Regions from separate parts of the Homo sapiens genome. Here region 1 is linked to region 2. The links are chromatin loops, found by intact Hi-C in ENCODE. Cell type or tissue: K562. All regions are shown on one strand. Links, peaks and the distances in the headings refer to the core of each region. The heading gives the core; the rest is flanking DNA.

Region 1 (2,805 bases), core at 27-2,526, 140 kb after region 2:
ACTTTATTTCCTTTTATACTGCTCTATTTCTTTCCAGATCAATGGTCACATTTCTGACATACCATATGAATTACATATTTGTTATGTTTTTGTGTATTGTTTGTTTCCCACACCGACCTGAGTATAAGTTTGTCAACCATAGGATTTCTGTTTTGTTTACTAATGTATATCTTGAGCAACTCAAATACTATTTGGAATATTGTGCATATTACAATTTGTTGAGTAAATGAAAAACAAAGACAATACTTGATATTTATTTATCATTATTATATACACTTTTTGAGACACGGTCTCACTCTGTCGCCCAGGCTGGAGTGCAGTAGCTTGATCATGGCTGACTGCAGCCTTCACCTCCTAGGCTCCTGGGCTCAAGCGATTCTCTTGCCTCAGCCTCCCAGGTAGCTGGGACCACAGGTATGTGCTACCACACCCAGCTAATTTAATATTTATTTTAAAATATATATATCCTTGCCGGGCACGATGGCTCACTCCTGTAATCCCAGCACTTTGGGAGGCTGAGGCGGGTGGATCACAAGGTCAGGAGTTCAAGACCAGCCTGGCCAATATGGTGAAACCCCTTCTCTATTAAAAATACAAAAATTAGTTGGGCATGGTGGTGCACACCTGTAGTCCCAGCTGCTTGGGAGGCTGAGGCAGGAGAATCATTTGAACCTGGGAGGCGGAGGTTACAGTGAGCCAAGACCGCACCACTGCACTCCAGCTTGGGCAACAGAGTAAGATTCCGTCTCAAAAAAAAAAAAAGAAAAAAAATATATATATCCTTATCACTAACCCTTATTCACTCAGATTCCTGGGTCTTTGAGTTCCTAAGAAAGGCTTCAGTGACCTTAATGTAATACACATCTACTTTATTTACCTATGAAGTCCCAGATGAAGACATTCTTGTGAAAGATGCGGGCAGATTTGAACCCATGGTGGAAAACTTGCTCAAGGGCTGCAACCAGGCCATTTTCTCCACACAGCAACACGGTGAGGCTTCCTCTCTGTGGGGCATAACACACAGTGCCAAAGAAAAATCTCCTGCATCTATGTCTAAAAAAAACACTAGAGAAGCAAGTGCTGAAGGTAGCTATATGAAGCATGTTTTTACAGCTACCAGAAAGCTTACAAATGAAAATTCAAGCACCCCATATTGCCTCGTGTATCACATATAAAAGCATCTTTAAAAGTCCCACTATACTAAGTTTTATAGCCCATAAATACCTCTTTTTCAGGTTTATGAAAATGTTTCACAATATTGTTCACAGCTTCTCCAATTCCTTCTTGTATCTGCCCAGCATTGGGTTCTGTAAAATAATAAACAGTGGCTGCATTCTCATGGGAGAGAAATAAACCAAAGTACTATGGGACATCAACTGTGTCCACCTAGGCAGGAAATACGTCATCAGAGCAGGCTGGCTTTGCCAGGGGCTCCATAGAACTTGCCTCTGGCCTGTTTGGCCAAGTGGGAAGCATCCTGGCAAAATGGAAAATAATCCAAGCGATCCCTAGATTCAAATCCCAGCATTACCATCTGCAATCTATAACCCTAGCCTAGTGTCTAACTTCCTCTGAGCTTTCAGTTTCCTCAACTGAAAATAGGAAAAATACACGCCTCACTGGGAAAACTGGTAAGTTATAGGAGTAAATAACTAGCATGGCGCCTGTCACAAAATGCTAGCAAGCCCCCAAATATGAGAAGCAAGGTTGAGAAGTCCCAACATCACTCCTCAAATGTTCCCTTATGCTACCCACCTACGAGCCTGTTAGTGAAATGTTCCCTTATGCTATCTACCTACGAGCCTGTTAGTGGAATGTTCCCTTATGCTACCTACCTACAAGCCTGTCAGTGGGCATAGATTAAGGCTTCAGGCGCTCTGGATAGTTAACCTGGAGTTTGAAGATTTGCTGTTGTGTTTAAAATAAGGGGAAGATGCCAGGTACCCTGTGGCATCTGGGCCTGAAGCCCAGAACTCCCTCCCTTCCTGGCTAGTCAATCTGTCTCAGCACTGCTTCCTTCTGCCAGCCAGTACTTGCTCTTCTAGGCCACTTTCCTGAGGGACAGGTTGGTGGGCTGCTTGAATGCGACCTAAATCACTTTTGTCCACCAAACCCAAGGAATGGTTTGTTTTTTTAAAAAGGTGGTAAACATTTCAGAAGTAGGTAACAACAGAAAAGGTATATAGTTCAGATTTTCTTGTAGTTCTAATTTACTTAACACACTATAAAGGAAAACCCATACATCCTCATGTTTAAGAATCTCTGAATTCATACTGCTCAAGGATTTCTTGCATGAACATTTCTTTTTTCTTTTTTGAGATGGAGTCTCGCTCTGTCTCCTAGGCTGGAGTGCAGTGGTGCAATGTCGGCTCACTGCACCCTCCGCCTCCCAGGTTCAAGCAATTCTCCTGCCTCAGCCTCCCGTGTAGCTGGGACTACAGGTGCCGGCCACCATGCATGGCTAATTTTTTTGTATTTTTAGTAGAAATAGGGTTTTACCATATTGGTCACGCTGGTCTCGAACTCCTGACCTCAGGTGATCCGCCCACCTCAGCCTCCCAAAGTGCTGGGATTACAGGCGTAAGCCACCATGCCCGGCTAACGTTTCTTTCAGTAAAATTCAAGTAGGTTTTTTCTACACTAATGCATAAAAATTGTTAAAATGAAAACCTCTTATAATTGAAGTACTGATACCATGGCCTCTTGTTCCTAGTGGTTTCTTTACCCAGTAGTTTTTGTTTGTTTTTTTTACCTTTACCTTTCTCTATTTTTTCTTTTAGACATGAAGTCTATTTTGAAAACTGT
Region 2 (2,805 bases), core at 164-2,663:
TTGGCTAAAAGCAACACTGGGAAAGCAGCACAGGTGAGAGGTGCCAGGCAGCGGCTCCCCCAGCGGCTGGAGAATGAGCAGTGCCTCAGTCCTGGAGGGGAATCCGGGCAGCACCCACAGCATCCACAATGCCCTGCAGCACTGGGAGCAGCCCTCACCTTTCTGAGACTGTTTCTTGACCTGCAAAATAAGGGAACACAGTTGGTTCTTGAGCAGTGTGGCGGCTAGGGGGCACTCCCAAAAAACCTAAGAACCTATTGTTGACCAGAAGCCTTCCCACAGAAACAGTCGATTAACACATATTTTGTATGTGGTGGGTATTATATCCTGTATCTTTACAATAAAGTAAGCTAGAGAAAAGGAAATTATAAAGAAGAAAATATACATTTACGCTGGGCACGGTGGCTCACGTCTGTAATCCCAGCACTTTGGGAGGCCAAGGCGGGTGGATCGCCTGAGGTCAGGAGTTCGAGACCAGCCTGGCCAACATGGTGAAACCCCATCTCTACTAAACGTGCAAAAATTAGCCAGGTGTGGTAAGCGCCTGTAATCCCAGCTACTCGTGAGGCTGAGGCAGGAGAATCGCTTGAACCCGGGAAGCAGAAGTTGCAATGAGTTGAGATCATGGCACTGCACTCCAGCCTGGGCAACAGAGACTCTGTCTCAAAAAAAAAAAAAAAAAGAAAAAAATAGAAAATATATATTTACTATTCATTACATGGAAGTAGATCATCATAAAGGTCTTCATCTTCATCATCTTCACATTGAGTAGGCTGAGGAGGAGGAAGAGGAAGACGAGGAGTTGGTCTTGCTGTCTCGAGGTAGTAGAGGTGGAAGAGGTGGAGGAGGTGGAAGGGGAGGCAGGCGAGGCAGGCACACTCGGGGTAACATTTGTTGGAAAAAATCCGCACAGCCTAGGCAACAATGCAAAACCTCTCTATAAACGATAGAAAAATTAGCTGGGTGTGGTGGTGTGCACCTGTAGTCCCAGCTACTGGAGAGGTTGAGGCAGGAGGATCACTTCAACCCGGAAGGTCAAGGCTTCAGTAAGCCATGATCACGCCACTGCACACCAGCGAAGGTGACAAAGGGAGATCCTGTCTCAAAAAAAGAAAAGAGAAAAACTCCGTGTAAAAGTAGACCCACACAGTTCAAACTCATGTTGTTCAAGAGTCGACTGAAATAGCTACCTCAAAGATGTCCAAAAAAGCAAATGCAAAAACAAATGCAAGCAATTTGTGAACTGTTAACAAGGTTATTCTTCTCATCCTAAAGTCTGGAGCAATCTCATCACCATCTTTCTATTATGCCCCACACCCACTTCTCGTCTCAAGAAGTCAGTATTTTACTTTTCTACCAGGATTTAGCTTTACTGTCCACTTTACTGCTTCTCCAAAAAGTTGCAGTGATGATGTTGAGAAGTGACTAATTCATTAGGTATATCTTTATTTTTCACCATAAATTAATTTCTAAAATAGGCTCTATAATTACCAAAACTCTTCTAGTCTATAATTGGGGGTTCTATAAAACATAAAATTACAGGATTTATAGTTCTTTAAAATGGAAAAGTGCTCTCAAAAAATGTTACTAGTTCAAAGGAGATTCATAAATGAATCATGTAATTTTAAGCAATTCTCACTAGATGGAGCTAGTTACAAATAAATACTTTTTTAATATTTTTCTTCTTTATTTTTAATTTTTTATTTTTATTTATTTTTTATTTTTTGAGGAATTAACAGTCTTTATTGGGCTCAGATCAGGAGGCCGTGGGTCTTGAGGACCTCTGTGTATTTGTCAATTTTCTTCTCCACGTTCTTCTCGGCCTGTTTCCGTAGCCTCATGAGCTGTTTCTTCTTCCCGTAGTGGATCTTGGCTTTCTCTTTCCTCTTCTCCTCCAGGGTGGCTGTCCCTGCCTGGTACTTCCAGCCAAACTCGTGAGCCAGGCGCCCCAGATAGGCAAACTTTCTTGTAGGCTTCAGACGCACAACCTTGAGGGCAACAGGAACCACCATCCGCTTTTTCTTGTCGTAGGGCGGTGGGATGCCATCAAACACCTTGAGGCGGTCCAGAGCGGCCTGGCCTCGCTTGGTCTTGTGGGGCAGCATACCTCGCACGGTCCGCCAGAAGATGCGGCTGGGGGCCCGGAAGTGGTAGGAGCCTCGGTAAGAGTTGGTGTTCATCCGCTTGCGGAGGAAAGCGAGGTACTTCAACTTGTTTCTGTAGAAATTGCCAGAAATGTTGATGCCTTCGCAGCGTACGACCACCACCTTCCGGCCCAGCAGTACCTGTTTACCACGATGGCCGCCAGGCGGCCCAGGAGATGGCCTCGACCATCAAGCACCAGGACCTGCACCTCTGCCGTCTTCGCCAGCCGCTTGGGAAAGGCTTTTCTTCTCTTTAATACAGGAATATTTTAATTCCTTGTAAGGAAAATTTCCTGGATAATTCCATGTATTTTAATAATCACAGAGATAGTCTTATTCTTACTCATTCATTACCAAAAATAAAGACTTCAGTAACAATTTATACTCCATAGAGTATACGATCTCATCTATTTTGACATCCAAAAAAAAAAGGCAGAAAGACAAAACGCAAATTCTGAGGCAGAAATTAAGAAAATATAATTCTTATTTTTTATTTAATTTATTGTTTGTTCCGCTGTTTGAATGTTTATCTTCCAGGAGCCTACAGAAGTGAGGGAAAGTATCTGCAGGCTAATTTTAAATAACACGAGACAGAGATTAAACATTAAATATAAAAAAAAAACCTTTTAGCTTACTTATTAAACTAGGAAGAATTTTCCTT

What was found. A loop is a pair of places that touch in the nucleus more often than their neighbours do. Peaks named below come from ENCODE experiments on the same cell type or tissue, not always from the same donor. Only the 100,000 strongest peaks of a DNase experiment are listed, where the experiment ranks them.
Region 1: it touches region 2 in a loop (4-fold over the local background); 8 of 110 quality-filtered maps call a loop at or near these places.

Annotation. Positions count from the first base shown.
Region 1 is chr12:31,391,390-31,394,194 of GRCh38, forward strand. It overlaps DENND5B (DENN domain containing 5B), which reads right to left. Exons shown (of 21, transcript NM_144973.4): 18 at 1,225-1,307; 19 at 878-1,004. Among named protein-coding and RNA genes, the nearest start is that of LINC02387, 23 kb to the left of the region's middle. In K562, for the core only: no CTCF peak of the experiment used is centred there; no DNase peak of the experiment used is centred there.
Region 2 is chr12:31,250,238-31,253,042 of GRCh38, forward strand. It overlaps the pseudogene RPL13AP22. Among named protein-coding and RNA genes, the nearest start is that of FLJ13224, 73 kb to the right of the region's middle. RefSeq lists an enhancer at 2,172-2,711. In K562, for the core only: CTCF peaks have their summits at 212 and 1,621 (motif pointing right); no DNase peak of the experiment used is centred there.